2 separate regions of the Mus musculus genome follow, and region 2 is linked to region 1. The links are chromatin loops, found by intact Hi-C in ENCODE. Cell type or tissue: gastrocnemius. All regions are shown on one strand. Each heading gives the region's core, and the rest is flanking DNA. Links, peaks and the distances in the headings are about the cores only. Region 1 holds the start of Bri3 (brain protein I3). Region 2 overlaps Tecpr1 (tectonin beta-propeller repeat containing 1).

The links. A loop is a pair of places that touch in the nucleus more often than their neighbours do. Peaks named below come from ENCODE experiments on the same cell type or tissue, not always from the same donor. Only the 100,000 strongest peaks of a DNase experiment are listed, where the experiment ranks them.
Region 2: it touches region 1 in a loop (2.1-fold over the local background); 1 of 42 quality-filtered maps calls a loop at or near these places.

The regions. Positions count from the first base shown.
Region 1 is chr5:144,251,379-144,259,696 of GRCm38, forward strand. Bri3 (brain protein I3) reads left to right here and starts at 3,847. Exons shown (of 3, transcript NM_018772.4): 1 at 3,847-4,141; 2 at 4,432-4,534. The coding sequence starts at 4,000. 2900089D17Rik (a long non-coding RNA gene) reads right to left here and starts at 4,777. Exons shown (of 3, transcript XR_868683.3): 1 at 4,701-4,777. Gm38675 (a long non-coding RNA gene) reads left to right here and starts at 7,103. Exons shown (of 2, transcript XR_868679.3): 1 at 7,103-7,190. In gastrocnemius, for the core only: CTCF peaks have their summits at 5,055 and 6,561 (motif pointing left); DNase peaks (open chromatin) are centred at 3,312, 3,867, 4,378, 5,028 and 2 more places; H3K4me3 peaks cover 5,349 bases; H3K27ac peaks cover 5,478 bases.
Region 2 is chr5:144,203,385-144,211,702 of GRCm38, forward strand. It overlaps Tecpr1 (tectonin beta-propeller repeat containing 1), which reads right to left. Exons shown (of 25, transcript NM_027410.2): 9 at 8,021-8,166; 10 at 6,476-6,981; 11 at 5,211-5,356; 12 at 4,010-4,165; 13 at 3,033-3,182; 14 at 2,781-2,938; 15 at 1,241-1,368; 16 at 24-126. Among named protein-coding and RNA genes, the nearest start is that of Tecpr1, 16 kb to the right of the region's middle. In gastrocnemius, for the core only: CTCF peaks have their summits at 371, 1,867 and 4,348 (motif pointing right); DNase peaks (open chromatin) are centred at 181 and 4,360; H3K27ac peaks cover 2,026 bases.

The DNA of each region.
Region 1 (8,318 bases), core at 237-8,236:
GGCAGGAGGATTAGAAGTTCAAGGTCATCTTTGCCTACATAGAGGGAGAGCTTGTCTCAGAGATGGAGGAGGGGAAGGAACAAGGGAGAGGTGGAGGGCGGTGAGGAATAAAGAATCTCCAGCAAGCCTTTGAGATGTAACTTGAGAGTAACCAAGATGATAATTATGGCTAAAGCTAAGACACTTGAGTCTCTCCCTTAAGTGGCATTAGTTAGGGTCTGTTGCTGAGGTAGAACACCGTGACCGAGGAAGGCAACTCAATATGCTTATGGCTCCAGGAGAGCTAAGAGGGTCTCATTGTGCTGGGGGAGTGTGGCAGCAGGCGGCACGCATGGCAGCTGGAGCAAGAAGCTGCGAGTTCACGTCCTTAGTGGCAAGCATGAAGCAGAGAGAGCAAACTGGACAAGGCCTTTTAACCCCAATGCCCGCCCCTATGACGCCCTTCCTTTGGGAAGGCTGCTCGGCCTACATCTCCCAGCGCCTCAGCCTTCTCTTTCTCCAGTATGTATCTACGTTAACTTTCCTGTTGCTGTGAAGAGACACTGACAGGACTTATAGAAGAATGAGTTTATGGGGAGTCTATGGTTTCAGAGATGAGTCTTTGAGCATCGTGGTGAGTAGCATGACAGTGGTCACGGTCACGAAGACAGGGCCTTCAGCAGCAGCTGAGAGCTGACATCTGATCAACAAGGACAAGCCAGAGAGAGCTTTGAGGGAAACCTCAAAGCCCACTTCCCGTGGCGCACCTCCAACCAGGCACTGGGGACCATGGACCCAAGCATACGGGGACCACTCTCCCCCAAACCACAATGCCTTAGAATGGGGTTTCCTGGGAAACTCCAATTCCTTAAGGTCCACTGTTTCATCAGCCTGGAAAGGGGCAGACGGAACATTTAGGACTCCATGGTCACACTCTAACTCTTCCTCTTATCTGCATCTGCTCAAACCCCAATTCCGGGGGAATCCCAGAACCATCTATTTCTTAGACTTCCTCTTCTGGGCTCAGACTCAGAGGCTGGCTTTGCTCCCAACTTCATGGAGCAATTAGCAACAGTCAAGTCGAAGCTCCAAGCTCCCGTGCTGGGGATGTAGCTCAGGGCGGAAGGCTCAGACAGGACACACCGGGTAGGAGGGAGGAGGGTGAGGGAGGAGGGTGAGGGGAAGAGGAGGGAGCAACCTCTGTCCTACCACTTTTGTGCTCCCTTTCAGTAGGTGACCAGTCCAACCCTACAGGACACTGTTCCTGCTCTGTGCAGGACCCTAGCCTTTTACCCCTCATCCACAAATAATCTGTTGTTTGTCCACCTTAAGCAAGCAAACCATCCTGAGCTGTTCCTTCCATCTCCTCATGGCCAACTGGTTCATTTTCTTACTTTGTGTGTGTGTGTATGTGGCATATGTGTGTGTGTGTATGTACATGTTTGCTCTTGCACAGGCATATGTGTGTGTGTGTGTGTCAGTGTGGCGGACAGATGCTCTCCATTTTATTATTTAAGAGACGGTCTCTGGTTAAACCTGGGTCTCATTCATTTGGCCATGCTGGCTGGCCAGTGAGCTGCAGGGATCTTTCTCGGCCTCTCCAGCACTGGGATCAGAGGTGCACACCGCCTTAGCTGGCTTTTATGTGGTTGTTAGGATACAAACACAAATCCTCGCCTTACTGACTGACCCAGAAGCACCTCCCTCCTCCTCCACCCACCCACCTGTCCACCCACCTGTCCATCCATCCACCTGTCCATCCATCCATCTTTAGACTTTTATTTTTTTTAAATGTGAATACACTGTCTCTGTCTTCAGACACACCAGAACAGGGCATTGGATCCCATTACAGATGGTTGTGAGCCACCATGTGGTTGCTGGGAATTGAACTCAGGACCTCTGGACGAACAGTCAGTGCTCTTAACCGCTGAGCCATCTCTCCAGCCCCAGATGTTTTTTTTTTTTTTTTTTTTTTTTTCTTCAGTGAGACAGACTCACCACCTGAGGTGCTGGTGAGCCACCTGAGATGAATCCACTTCTTTGCGGTGATAAGGCTTGGTGGTGCAGCCCAGGCTTCCCTGGAGAGGGGCTTCTACTTCATGCTGCTCAAGCCTTTGGGTTCTGTCACTCCAGGGGAGTCACCCCTGCTTCCTTCAAAGCCAGTCCCCATTAGCCAGGTTTGTATGCTGTTGTTGAGATGCAGTGGATCTTGCTGTTAAGCCACGGATGATCTTGAATTTATTTTTAAAGACTTATGTATGTATATGACAGTACACTGTAGCTGTCTTTAGAAGACACCTGAAGAGGGCATCAGATCTCATTACGGATGGTTGTGAGCTACCATGTGGTTGCTGGGAATTGAATTCAGGACCTCTGGAAGAGCAGCTAGTGCTCTTAACTGCTGAGCCATCTCTCCAGCCCGACCTTTCACTTTGGAGGCTTCTGTCTCCACCTCTAGAGTGCTGGGATTACAGGCTTGAGCCACCATGCCCAGTTAATGCAATGCTGGGATGGGTCCTGGGGCTTCAGGCACGCTGGGTGACTGCTCTATGAACTGAGCTACACATACAACCTCACTGGGTATCTTTTGAGGTAGAGTCTCAAAATGTTACCCAGACTGGCTCTGAACTCCTAATTCTCCTTCAGAGTGCCACCAGATGGACGGATGGACACACACACACACACACACACACACACACACAAGACCCTGGAAATACATAGGCAACAATTGGGAAGGATTCTCACTGTTCCAACATTTCTTTTTCCTTGCTTGGTTTTTGGAGACATGGTCTCATGTAGCTGAGGCTGGCCTTGAACTTGCTGTGTAGTAGTGGACCTGATTCTCTTGAATCATTTCCCAAGCACTGGGGTGAGAGTCACGTGCCGGAACCCACGGCTTCACGTGTGTTAGGTAAACTCATGCCAGGCGATACTTGGGCTAGCGGCATGGCAGTAGCTATGCAGAGACTGCATGGGCCTGTGTCAGACCATGGTCCTCTCCTAGGGAGCCACATCGCCATGCTGTACACTCAGCAAGTTTGCGGTCAGGCTGCTAAAAAAAAGTTGGAGAACCTGAAGGAAGCGCCGCAGGTGCTTAGAGTTTAGGGTTCTCCCAAGCAGGGCAGTTATTTCTAATTAGTGGCCACAGCCCCTGAAAGCGAAAATTAATCAAAAGAGGAGGAGGAGGAAGGCTCAGCAGTTGAGTAGGCTTCAGTGGGTGAGCGTACTCAGTTGTTTTCCTTCCTACACCCAAGGATGTGTGGGCAGTGATTGGGAGGGGCTCGCCTGGTCCCTCCCTGTGGGTGGTGACCCGGGTGCTGGGTTGGGCAAGGGGAGGATTTGGGCGTGGAGGGGCAACGAAGTCCATAGTTTAGGAGGTAAAGGTGAGAGGGTTAAGAGTTCCAGGCCAGCTTGGGCTACATGAGCCTAGGTCCAAAACAAACAAACAAACACAGAAAAACGGTGGAGGCGCCTGCTGCAGAATCTGTCAACCAATCTATCTCAGGACCCATATGGTGGAAAGCAGGAACCCACTCTCGAAAGTTATTTATTCTCTGGCTTCCAAATGCGTGCCCACTCATATAAACACACCCTCCCCCCAAATAATTGTAACAAACATTATTATTATTATTTTTAGAAAAAAAGCAAAAGCTAAAGGAGGCCAGGATCTTGTTGGGTCTCCGGCCGTGGCCGGGAGTCAGAACTTCTCTGGAAGTCCAAGATCCATTGTGGGGCGGGACTGAACGAGGACAACACCCCGCCAGCGGCAGCCGCTGAGGCGTCTTTAAGACGCCCTCGCCCAAACCCCGCCCACAGCCCCGCCCCGCCCCGCCCACGTGACCCCGATCTTGTGACCGGCGGGAGGGCGGGGAACCCTTGGCGCGCCCGCCCCGCCCGGCGCGCGCCTCACTGGGCCGAGCTGCCCGGGACACCGCCGTCGCCGCTACCGCCGCCATCCCCGCCGGGCCGAAGGAAGCGAGCCGGGCCGGAGCTGGCGGGCGCGCGGCCCCGGGGGCCGCGATGGACCACAAGCCCCTGTTGCAGGAGCGCCCGCCCGCCTACAACCTGGAGGCCGGCCAGGGCGACTACGCGTGCGGCCCGCACGGCTACGGGGCCATCCCCACCGCGCCCCCGCCGCCGCCCTACCCCTACCTCGTCACAGGTGGGCCCGCAGCTCTTCGGGGTCCCCGAACGGCCTCCGGGCCAAGCACCGCGCTGTCCCCGGCGCGGGCCTGCCGGGGGGGCAGCTGCTACCCGGAGCGCCCTGCCCGGCCAGGCCCTGCCCCGGTGGCCGTGAACTTAGTGTCGGAGGGTTCACACTTGGCTTCTAGAGCCCACCCGCAGGCGCGCTCAGCCCCGTTGGAGGCGGGGAGGACGGGGGCTAAGGGGGAGGGAGGGAGGAGAGGAGGAGGGCCGAGTCGCCCGGGGCTGATCAGCACTCCGCTCCCACAGGGATCCCCACCAGCCACCCCCGGGTCTATAACATCCACAGTCGAACGGTCACCCGGTATCCTGCCAACTCCATCGTCGTGGTCGGAGGCTGCCCGGTCTGCAGGTAAGTCTCTAGCCTGGGGGTGGGGGGTGGCGGCGGAGAACGCACGTGCCGGAATCTTGCAAAAGGCCAGCGGGGGTGGGATGGGGTGGGGTCACAGCCCGGCTCCTGTCTCAGAGGGAAGTCCCGCAGGGGAGGGACTGCAGTGGGAGAAGGTGGGGTCACTCACCCCTGGCTCTGAATTTACTTTATGCGGCAGAAGGATGGGTTCCCTTTTCTGTGGGGAGTTGAGTGCATTTGGGAGGCATGGCACCCGGAGTGCGTGGGACGCAGGAATGTTAACAATGGAGACTGATGGTCTTTCCTCCCTAGTACTGGAGATCCGCAGCGAATCAGGGTTTGTTTTGTTAGGTTTTTTTCCTCCAGTTTCCGCAAGTGTGTCCAGTACTAAGGAGATATTGGGACTTGAGTCCGCAGGCCAGTATGCCAAAGGACTTAGGAGATCCAAGTGGCCAGCAGAGAGCAAAGGCTGTGAGGGTGCAGAATGACGACCAGGGCTTAACAACTCCTGGCCACTAGCTGGCCCAGGAGGAAACCCCGTGCTTCTTTGTTCCGGGCTGGAGTGGTTTTGTTGTTGTGGCTGTTTTACCCTCAAACTGGAGCTGACAGAAACTTTGTGGGGACTTTATGGAAGGTGAGAGATGCAGCCAGGCTCATTCTAGGCAGGCTTTGAGGATTCGGCTTCCAAGTTGGACTTGGCCACTCACCCGGGGATGGGCCAGGTACAGCTCGTGCAGGGCAGGGTTTCAGCCTTTGTCTGGCAGGGGGAAGTTCCAAGTCTCTGAGATGGAATTAAGAAACCCTTGTTTGGACTTAGCTTTCGTTTCAAAAGTGTGTGTCAGAGGCGCAGAGTGGAGCCATAAGGAAGTTAATGATTTTGGAAACTTGCGAGTGGCCTCACAAGAGATGACTGAGGGTGGAAGACACTGGACCCTCGGTTGATCATGTGCTTGGGGGAAGAAGGCTGAAGGCCAGTTAGTTAGAGTCCTCCTTCAGGGACCCAAGTGACTTGGCTTTTGGAGCTGGTGCAGGGGAGAGGAGTGGGACTCAGCTGCTTCCTCTAGCTGTAGATGGGGTGGCTCTCTGATAGCTTGGTCTTGCTGGCCGCCTCTCTCTCTGCAAGCTTTCCACCTGAGGGCTTGAGGCACACCAAAGAGGGAGCATAGACTGGGAGGTGGTCCTAGCTTGTTGAGCCAAGGGGATTAGTATAGGGTCTCCTGTGCAGAGAGAGAGCCACTGGGAACAGAAGGGGGTTAGTTGTATGGAGGTGGGAGACTTCCTGTGTGGCCTTGAGGCTAGTCCCTGCATGGGAATTCTCAGAGCCCTGAGGATGGGACAAATATTAGCTGAACTCTCAGATTTAAGGAGAGGTCTCATAGGGGTAGGTGGCAAGCAGGCAGGAAGGTGGGGAGAGGCATAGCAGTGCAGGGGGCTCACTAGGATTTCATGTCTGCTTGTTCCAGCAACCAGATCCTGGCCCTACCACAGTCAGCTGGGTTTGTTTCTGTTTTTTTTCCTCTCCCCCAGTGGACAGGAGTGTTCCCATGAGGCTCTTCTTGGACCAGACCCCTGAACTTGGGGGTTGGGGTGTGGGGGGACGGACAGCAGGGCAGTATGGCTGCTATAGTCTGGGGCCAAGGCAGTCAAAATCCTAGACTGTGGAGTGTCCCACTGCAGTCTGGACTGCTGCTGGTGGAGAACACTTTCTCTGAGACTTTCCCTGGGAAGTGAGTTGTTTTGTAGGCTTGTGGCTTCTGCTCATGGGCTCTTCAGTCCTGTAGAATCTGGGACAAGGTCAGGCTGTGCCACTGCCCTCACAGGAAGGTCTTGGGCTCTTGTGTTGCAGCCTGTGGATGGAGGCGTCCAGTATTAAGGAACCTGGGTCCTCCGAGGACAGGTTTGAGGGTACCTGATCCTTGAAGTAGTGACCACTCTTCACCCCCCCCACCCCCCCAGGCTGTTATGCACACCTGGATCCCTGCAGGTGTGTTCACAGTGCCCTCTGCTGCTAGCCCCTGGCTTTTCAAGGCTGATCAGTACAAAAGCAGGCATGCAGGATGTTGGGGGGTGGGGGGGCTCCCTCTCCAGGAGAGCAGCACAGGAGGGGGGCCAGCTTTGCCTTTGGTTTAGGGAAAGAGTGTGTCTGTTTTTGGGGTTGGGGCAAAGGTGTTCCCCTGTAAACATCTGAGCCCTCCCCTGCCTGGTATGTTAGGTCTGAAAGAGAGGACACTTCTCATGTGACTAAGCTTTCTCCCTTCCAGATGTGGCCTGCCGGGCCCTGTCCTGTCTTTCCCTAGTGGCTTGGCAGGAATTTGTCCAAGTCACACGTCTGTGATTCCCTCTGAGTGAGACTTGGCATAAGAGGCCGGTGTCGCTTGTCACGTTGCCATTCTGTCTGAGTCGGAGTTAAGCAGCCTGACTCCGGTTCCTTTTATAGACATTTGCAAGAAGCAGTTCTCTCACCCCCAGTGGATGGGGCTTCTCTCAGGCCCCCCAGGCTTCCGTGCCCCACCTCCAGCAGTCCTGTGTCCGTGAAGGTCCTGGGTCTCTGAGGCGGGTGTGTGCATTCCAGCGGCTGTGGGTTGTCCCTAGATGCAGGGCAGGTGAGGCCGTGCCCCCGGAGGGAGCACAGGTCACCCGTGGAATGTGCATGCACAGGGTGAGTGGCATGGCTGTGAGTACAGAGCCTGCCAGGCACAGGTTCCTCGTGCACTGCCTGGGCTGTTTGTTTTTGTTACTGCGGATTTAGTTTCTTAGTTTCGGAGGTGACCAGAGAGACTAGGGAGAAAGGTGGGAGGGTGGGGTCTGGGTGCTGCACTGGGTAGCTGCTGTGAAGGCTGTTTAGGAAAGCCCCTGTGGGCCTGCTGAGGAGGGTCAGGGGAAGATGGGGCAGTGGCAGCTTTAGGCTTCGAAGAAATGGTGGGTGGGGGAAGGGCTGCTCTGCCCTGACTGTGGCTGAGGAAGGGGGTGAAGGAGCTGACCACGCCTGGCAGGAGGTGGAGGCTGGTGTCCTGGCTGTGTGCTGGTCAAGGCATGCAACCTGAGGGAAGCCCAGTTGGTCTCCCAGCTCTGGCAGTGTGGTACAAAGCTGAGGCTTGGAGCTGGAGGGCACATGCCCTTGCCCTCTTTCCCCCACTGTGAACACTTGAGGCTATGCCTGACAGTTTTGCCTTTGAGATCTGTGCCCAAGTGACAGGATATTTCGAGTTTGGTCCCTGTGAACTGCCCACATGAGAGTGGAGCTCTCTGTTCTATGGAGATGCTCTCTGGAGTGGAGAGAGACTACTGCAAGCTTTCGCTTCAGTCGGTAGCTGGTGGAGAAAGTCCCTCCATCCCTTTTCCTGGGGGATGTTGCAGGTGGCTCCCAGGCCTGGGTGGTGCCCAGAACTCTGGGGCTTGGGAGAAATACTTGAGCAGCAGGAGGGCTGGGGCCAGAACCCGGGAGCCTGATTGTGCTTGGATCCCTGCCACCTTCCCCAGCTGCGTGGCCTCAGGTGCAGCTCCTATCTCCTCCACCTGTAAGATGCGGCCAGGTTGTACCTCTGGAATGGGGTGCTGTAAGGACGCAGGAGGGGTCAGGATAGTCCTTTCTGGATGAGTACTTGGTCTTGGGACCCTCCAGGATTACATGTCTTCCTGCAGCTCAGAGCTTCCCTGTCCCCGTCCTCTGCCCTTCTGCGAACCAACCTGTCTGGTAGATGTCAGGGTCAAGGGGCCACTTGTTCATGAAGCCTCCAGTCCAGGGTTAAAGAAGTAAAGCTTTTAAAGTTAGTCACGTTCCTAATTC
Region 2 (8,318 bases), core at 41-8,040, 48 kb before region 1:
CACCAGACACCCAAGCCACTCACCTGCTGGTATAGCCCGTGACAGGGTTCCAACGCTGGTTCTCATAGATGTAGACACTCTTCACATCTGACTGTGTGTAAATGTTGCTGGTGCTACTGGCCAGGCCTAGGCGTGAGGGGACAAGAGGCTGCTGGCACCCAGGCCATATTAGCGCCGTGGCTGCCAGGGACTTGGCCTTTCTGCCTGAAGAATCTTGGCCCAATGGAAAACACACTGGGAGGGCAGACCAGAGCCAGGGCAGCTGAGATGGGTTATTTGATCTTAGAGGGACCAGCTTTGCTTAGGTGTCTCTACTCTCTGTGTTCCTTAGCTTCTCTGGGGCTGCATGGCTTCCATGGGAGCAATCTGCCGCAGGGTGTCACTGCATGCCCCAGACTGGCCTCAAACGCACAGAGATCTGCCGGCTCCTGCTTCCCAAGTGAATGAAGGCAGGCTACCCCACCAGCCCCCCTCTGTTCTGACTGAGGCCTCGTCTTTGCCCTGCTGTCTTCTCTCTCATACCCAGCAGGTGCCTGCCTGGCTCACCTTATTAGCAAAGCTACCTCGGCCCACACATATAACCTCTGAGAGCCTGAAAGTCCTCGAAGGCAGGACAAAGACCAGAAGTGGTTCCTGCCACAAGGTCAGGGAAGCTCTTGGCCTGTGAGACTGTAGATTCCTGTGGTCTTAGTGAACCACAGTTCTCCAGGGTCAGATGCAGCCCCACCCTAAGGTACTGTATTAGGACTGTGGCACAGAACAGTCTATCTCAAAGTCTGCTTTTGTCTCTACTTTCCACCCTAAACTTGGGGATCCCTATAGTTGGGGGTGATTTGCTCTCCCTAAAGACTCTGGGATTTGGCGCAGTTGGGAAACAGGGGTTCTAGAGCTACCTGATGCACCCTGTGGCTTCATCTATGAAGTGAGGTGCTGAACACACTAGAGGACCCTGAGAGCTGCTGTTCCCGAACCTTCAGCTTCCTCCGTTCTGCTGCTGGGATCCCAGAGGGCATTTCAGAGGCTAGGCCTATTCTCTGGGTTCTTGAGCCCCGTGAATTGGCCTGAGACTGCCCTCTGTGGAGGCTGGCAGTGGTGAAGGTCACCTGTCAGCCAGCTGTTAAGTGTCCGCGCTGGGACAGCAGCGCTGGGAAGGGTAGCCAGGTGGGGATTAGGGGAGCTCATGCCCAGAAGGTTCTGGGAGTTAATCTGGCCAGGCTCAGGTGCTCAGAGCCACCCTCACCTTGGAAGCAACCGCCGCCATAGCCGCCCGTGTACACCCAGGCCGTGTGATCATAGCCAATGCCCCATACCACGCCTCGGCTGTTGGCCTCTATGATCCGCAAGTGGCCTCCCATCTGTCGCCAGAACCTGCAGGGGTGATTAAAAGCCCCTTAGCCCCATTGTTCCACCAGTCACCCACCCTGGAGTTAGACCTCACGTGGTCAAATACTACAAGTCTGAGCCCTCCAGGCCGAAGAACAGACAACCCACTTGGCTCCTGTTTGAGTCAACCAGTTCTGGAGAGGACGTGATACAAGAGGTAGGGTGTCCCTGAGAGCTTGTTCCCCTCGCCCCCCCTGGGCCACACTGACCATGGGGCAAGACAAGAGTCTAACCCACAATGGTCCCCTCTCAGAGCTGGGAAGTGGAGTCGGGATTAGTCAGTGTGCTAGGTGCAGCCAGGCTTAAAGGTCAGAGCACACAGCAAGGAACGTGCTGTTTAATCCTCTGCGCGAGGGACAGAGGGACAGCGTAGCCAGCTGGCTCCCAAGCCATCCCAGGGAGGCTACCCAGGGACAGCCACCTCCTACGCAGGAGACCAGGTTGGTTTTCTGTAGGCTCTGCCTCGGCCACCAGGAGGTGAGAGTGCGCATACTTCAGTCTATGATTCTGGGCTGACTGTGGTCACCTAGAAGTCAGAGTTCCTACCTGTCCCTTTAGAATTTCTTGTATCATATCTCACGGATCCCAGGCTGTCCTCAAACTCACTCAGTTTATGGGGTGCTGGGGGATGAACCCAACGTTCCTAACAGATTAGGCAAACACTCTTATTCTTATTTTTTTTTTTCCTGAGACAGGGTTTCTCTGTGTAGCCCTGGCTGTACTGGAACTCACTCTGTAGACCAGGCTGGCCTCAAACTCAGAAATCCGCCTGCCTCTGCCTCCCGAGTGCTGGGATTAAAGGCGTGCGCCACCACTGCCCAGTTAGGCAAACACTCATAACAACAGAACTACTCCCCTTGCACCATGGTTTTAAATGCCCCAACAGAGGAACTCTGGCTCCAGGATCCCCAATATCCGAAGGCAATGGGTGCCCATCCCCCCTCCCATGAGCTTGTCACTACTCCACTCCAGAGACTTTCACCCTTAAGACACACACCAAGCTCCTCCCTCTCCTCTCTGCTTCCAGGGCCCCCATACTGCAGGGTCTCAGCAGAGCCCCTGGGTTCAGATAAAGGAGATGTGGTTTCTCTGATCTGGCCCTTGAAGCCACTTGGGGCTGGGACTAGATCCCATTAACCACTCCAAGTACTCTAGCGACTCCAAAGCTCCTTGGTGGGTACCACTGATCTCCAAGCCCAGCCTCAAACAGGCCCAGTGGGTTTTGGTGTCCAGAAAAGCATCTAACCACCTTTCTGGCTAGTCAGTGAGAAGCTGTGGAGTGTGGGTTCAGGTCCCACTAGGGGACCCCTTTTCAGGAACACAAGCTCTGGGGTCTGGGCTGTGTGGAGAGGAGGGATAGGGTACCAGGTCCATTTAGGGCACAGAGGCCCACTCACATCTGGTCGCAGGGCAGCAGGCGCTCACGGGCTTCCAGGTCTGGGCTGGGCTCGCTCACAAAGATGTCACCCTTGCAAGTGACAGACCAGATGGCCTGCGGGGATGGGCGTCCATGGACCTTCCGGCTCTCGCAGCAGGACAGGCTAAGCAGGGCGAGCTGGCATGGGTACAGAGCCGGTCAATGCTGGGCAGAATGAGGCCTGGGTGCAGGTCTCTTCTCGCTAAGCCCATGAGGACCCCCGATCACTCACCCAGTCATTCATGTCTTGCTCTGTGGCGGCAGCCAGGCGTACGGGCCACCTCTGTCTCGTCCTCTCGGGGGTGTAGAGGGCAAAGGAGTGCTTGGCCTCATTAAGCACAGGGACCAGCACGGTCACCTCATTCAGGAACACGTGTAGGTACTGTTTGGATATGGGGTACACAGTGTGGCTGTCACCCAGGGTGAGGTACCCTGAGCTACATCTCCTCCCCAGGCCTCAGGATCCAAGGGCTGAAGCCGTACGTGATGAACAAATGCTTTGGGGCTGAAGATGAGGCTCAGCTCAGAGAGCGCTTGTCTAGCAAAGCCCGGAATTCAATCCCCAGCCCCAGGCCGCATGCAGCCAGGCACAGCATGGTGGTGCATGAGAGCCTGTCTCCCACCTGCCCTTCCTAAAAATAAAACACCGCTTTTGGGAGTTGAATGCCTGGCACACATCAACAAGTGAGACTGGGATTCATGTTCTAGCCTCCTCTCAAAGGCCAAGAGTGACTCAAACATGTGACCCCGTGGAGGCCAGCTTGGTCTACAGAGTGAGTTCCAGGACAGCCAGAGCTACACAGAGACACTCGGTCTCAGGAAAACAAAACAAAGCAAAGCAAAACAAAACAAACAACCCCCACCCCCAAATAAATCAAAACTCAAACCAACCAAACAAACAAAAAACTGTGACTCAGCATCTGGACCACTGATGTAGGAAGACATGAGTTCAGGGCCATCCTAGGCTACATGGTGAGTCCCAAACCAGGTTAGTTAACTTAGTGAGGCTCTGTCTCAAAATAAAAAAGGACTAGGAAAATACACAGTGGTATTTAGATTTTTTTTTTTTAAAGGAAGCTACTCTCAGAGGGGTGTGGTCTGGCTGGCATGTCCCCAGCACAGGCACACACACGCGCGCCCAAAAGGTCTACTCTGGGAAACAGTCCCCTGATGACCCTCCTCCCCTGACAAGTGCCTCCCGCCCCGTACCTTCTTCTCCTCATGGACCACATAATAGATGAAGAGGATGCTGTCTCGAGCCCCGTCGTGCCCTGTGAACTGCTCCAGGGCCACACGGACGTCCACCCACTTGTGGGGCTTCCAGTCACACCACCACTGCAGGGCCCCCGTCTTCACCCACACTGACTGTGGCACGGTCAACCAAGGACAACCAAGGACAGAGGGGAAAGGTCACAGGCAGCTCTTTCCCGGAGCCCAAGAGCCATTCTAGCCCTTGGCCTGTGTCCCTCCTTTGCTCTGCGTTCCCGGTTCTCCATCCTCCCGGCTTCCCAGCTTCCATTACTGATGTCAGTGCTGCAACAGGACACTAGGTGGCGCCAGAGATGTAGCTGTATTACCAATTTCTCGGGGTATCCATGTCCTGGATAGGGAAACTGAGGCTCAAGGAAGGGGGTCACACCTGGCCCAGAGTCAGAGAGGGAGTCAAAGCTGTCTCTCAAAGTCTCGGGCTGAGTGCACCGGCCCACTTGGGACACAGGATAGGAGCTTGTGGGCCAGCCTAGGCTAAGACTTCTTTCCTGGACTGACTGTGACCTCCAAGACTGGGTGTCTACCTCCTAGAGTATGAGGCATACCATCAGGGTAGCCCTTGGAGAGAGTAGTGGCCAATGTACCGGTCTATCCTGACTAGCTTCGTCAAATATCTGAGCTGTGTGTTTAGGTTCCTGGAAGATGCCCACTTCAGGTAACCCAATCTGGAAACTCTTTCACTGAGTCTAAACCCTGTCAAGGTGACTGGCAAACGGGCCATCACAGGAGTGGAGGTGTGGGGACATAAGGTAGGCCGCTTTTGTCTTCCCCTTCCACGTGCACCTCCCTTTGAGGATTCTGGGTTCCCAGGGCCCACATGGTGTCCTGAAGATGGCAGAGTCCCAAGAAAAGCCCTCCAGGACAGAGGAGTAAGCCACCAACTTGATTCTTTAACCTTGGGACTGCCCTGGGGTCTGGAAGCCCCGCTGAGGGTGTGGGGCCAGGGCTGGCATACGGCAGTGCGATCACTTAACGGGGCAGGAGCCAGCTGAAATGCTGAGTGCCCGTGACCCTAGCACTCGGGAGGATGAAGCAGCTGGATGACCAACATGAGGCTAACCTGGGCAACAGTGAGTTCAAGGCTAGCATGCGGGCGGGGAAATAAAGAAAACATTCCAAACAAACAAACAAGCGGGCCTACCTGCTCCACGGCCTGCTCGTAGTGCCTGAAGCTCTCCAGCTCCCGCTTGGTCCTTTCTGTGAGTTGCTGGAAGATCTGCTTCCTCCAGGCAGCCGTCTGGGCAGGGGTGATGGACAGGGACAGCGTCTGCACTGAAGGGGACAGGCCTGCAAGAGGCCAGAGCCTTAGGCCGGGTGCCATCCTGCCTGCAGCTGGTGCGGCTCCCCACACCCCGATCCCTGTGATGGCCCGTCTGACAGTCACCTTGACAGGGTCTAGACCCGGTGGCTTAACTAGACTGGCTTAACTGAGGTGGGCGGCCCCGTGCCACGAGCTAGGACTCTAGCCTGAATAAGGAGAATGTGAGGTACACCAGCCTTCACCGCAGCTTGACTGTGGATGCGCCCCTCCATGATGGGCAGGATCCTGGACCTAAGCCAACAGGAGCCCTCCATCCTAAACATTTCTCCACAGTTATTTTGTCCCAGCAGTGAGACAGGAACTGCAACAATCTCCAAATCAGCCTGGTTTTTCCTTCTTCCTTCCTTTCTTTTCTTTCTTTCTTCCTTCCTTTCTTCCTTCCTTCCTTCCTTCCTTCCTTCCTTCCTTCCCTCCCTCCCTCCCTTCCCTTCCCTTCCTTCCTTCCTTCCTTCCTTCCTTCCTTCCTTCCTTCCTTCCCTTCCTTCCTTCCCTTCCCTTCCCTTCCCTTCCCTTCCTTCCTTCCTTCCCTTCCCTTCCCTTTCCTTCCTTCCTTCCTTCCTTCCTTCCTTCCTTCCTTCCTTCCTTCCCTTTGTATATGTGTGGACGGACCATGGGAAATCTCAGTCGTTTTGTGTCTCAACCTTTTTTTGTTTGTTTGTTTGTTTTTTGTTGTTGGTGGTGGTTTTTTTTTTTTTTTTTTGAGACAGGATCTCTTGCTAGGCCCAATAGCTCGAAATTTTAGCTGCCTGGCCAGCGAGCCCCCGGCACTGAGGTTAAAGGTATATATTACCATACCCCACTTTTGTGAGGGTTCTGGGCATTTGAACTCAGGTCCTCATGCTTTCAAGGCAAGCGCTTTACCCACGGAGACATCTCTCTGGTCCCAGCCTACGTGTTCTTGCTAGAAGGTTGCAACCTCAAACTGTTCCGTGAACCTTCCTCCCTGAGCCAAAGGCTGGCCCAAGGTCTTAGTAAGGGTTGTTGGGCATCACAGAGTCTTGAGGCAGGGGGTAAGCCAGCTGCTCACCTATCCACCACGCACCCAGACAGCCACGGGGACACTTCCGATCCACCAGCACCCTTACCTGACTGGATGGTGAACCACTTAAGTGTAGAGCCCGCCTCCACTGCACATGCGCCTCCAGACACCCAGGCCCACAGAGGATGATCATCTGCCCCGTACGGCTCCTCCATGCCCATCGGGAAGAGCCCCAGGGAGGAGAGGCCCGCCGTCTCGGGAAAGCCAGCAGCTGGCTGGTTAGACACCTTCTTGGGCTCCTTTAGGTCAATGTTGGTCCAGGGCAGCTCAGCTGGCGTGGAGGCAGGGCCGCGGCATTCATCAGAACGAGAGGTCTCAGGAGCCTTTTCTTTGCCTTCAGTCAGGCAGGCGTTCTCCGTGGAGTGATCAGTGTTCCCGCTGGTCTCGTGGCCCTTGGACAAGCTCCCTTTAAGGTTTGTGGAATTGTCCAAAGCTTCTTTGGGGAGAGGCTGTTCGGGGCCCTGTCTCTCAACTTCCAAGGAGGCATCGGTATCACTGGGTGCCGACTCTGTACCACTGCCCCTCACCTCGTCGCCGAAGAAGCAGCCAGCACTGGGGACAAAATAAGACAAACTTTCACTTACTCGTGGAAGATGTGTTTGGCCACTGTGACTAACTGTGTGAACTCAGGCATGTCACAAGCTCACTGAACTCTAGTCTATTATTGCACCTGTACAACACACACGGGCTCTGCTTCTCGGGGGCTGAAAGACCCCTTCACATCCCAAACCGAAGGGCAGAGGTGTGTGTATTTGTTGTTTTTAGATGGGCTGGGGATGTAGCTCAATTGTAAAGTGGTTGCCCCGAATGGATGAAGCCCCGAGTTTGAGTCTCAGCACCCCATAAAACTGGGAATGACTGTGCATGCCTGTCACCTCAGTGTGGAGGAGGTAGAGGCGGGAGTTTGAGGCCATCCTCCGGTACAAACACAGGCTATATTCTTTGTTGCTTGGGACTCACCCTGTAGCCCAGGCTACCCTTGAATTTATAGCAATCCCAAGTGCCAGGACTGCAGGCATGTATCACTACATTCAACTGAAGCACTTTTCTGGTTTGTTTTTGAGACAGTGTCTCATGTATCCCAGGGTCTCAAGCTCATTATATAACCACAGACGACCTTAAACTCCTGACCCTCCTGCCTCTGTCTTCCAAATGCTGGGGTTCCAGGTGTGCACCACCATAGCCAGTCATGTGGAGTTGAGGATGGACCCCAGAACTTCATGCTGGAACTTCTTTGGTCAGAGGTAGTACCCTCAATACATGGACCAACAAACAGGCCTGCCTTCAATTTCCGGTCTTGACTTCCCTAAATGATGGACTCCAGCCTTCAGGATGAAATAATCCTTTCCTCCTCCAAATTGCTTCTGGTAAGAGTGCTCTCACCACAGCTCTCGACGGAGGTAATAATGTCTGTAGACCGCCTAGCTACAGAAGCTTCTGTGGGGACAAAGTCTCCCTGTGCAGCCCAACCTGGTCTGGAACCCACAACCCTCTGAAAAAGACTAATTTTCTGCAGGTCATTGGCACACATCCCACGAGGCCACACAGTCCGTCCCACCCAACTCCTCCATGCCCTGCTGCCTTGTGTCACCTGAGGAGACTGGACGAGCTGCCAGAGTGTGACCGGTCACTTTCTCGGCCCACGACAATGGCCTTCCATGTCTTCCCGCTGAGCTCGCTGGGAGTCACACCCTGCCGGAAGTATACGGCTCGGTCCTCACAGCTGATACCCCAGACCTAGAACAAACAGGGTGCTACTTAGAGGCAGCTGGGCACATAGTTGGACTCCTACCCCTTCCACAGGTGCTGGAGAAGGGTAGAGGGTCCAAGGATGCTCAGCGGGGCGGTAGGACAGGTACGCAAATGCAGGCAGAAGTCTCCTTAGCATG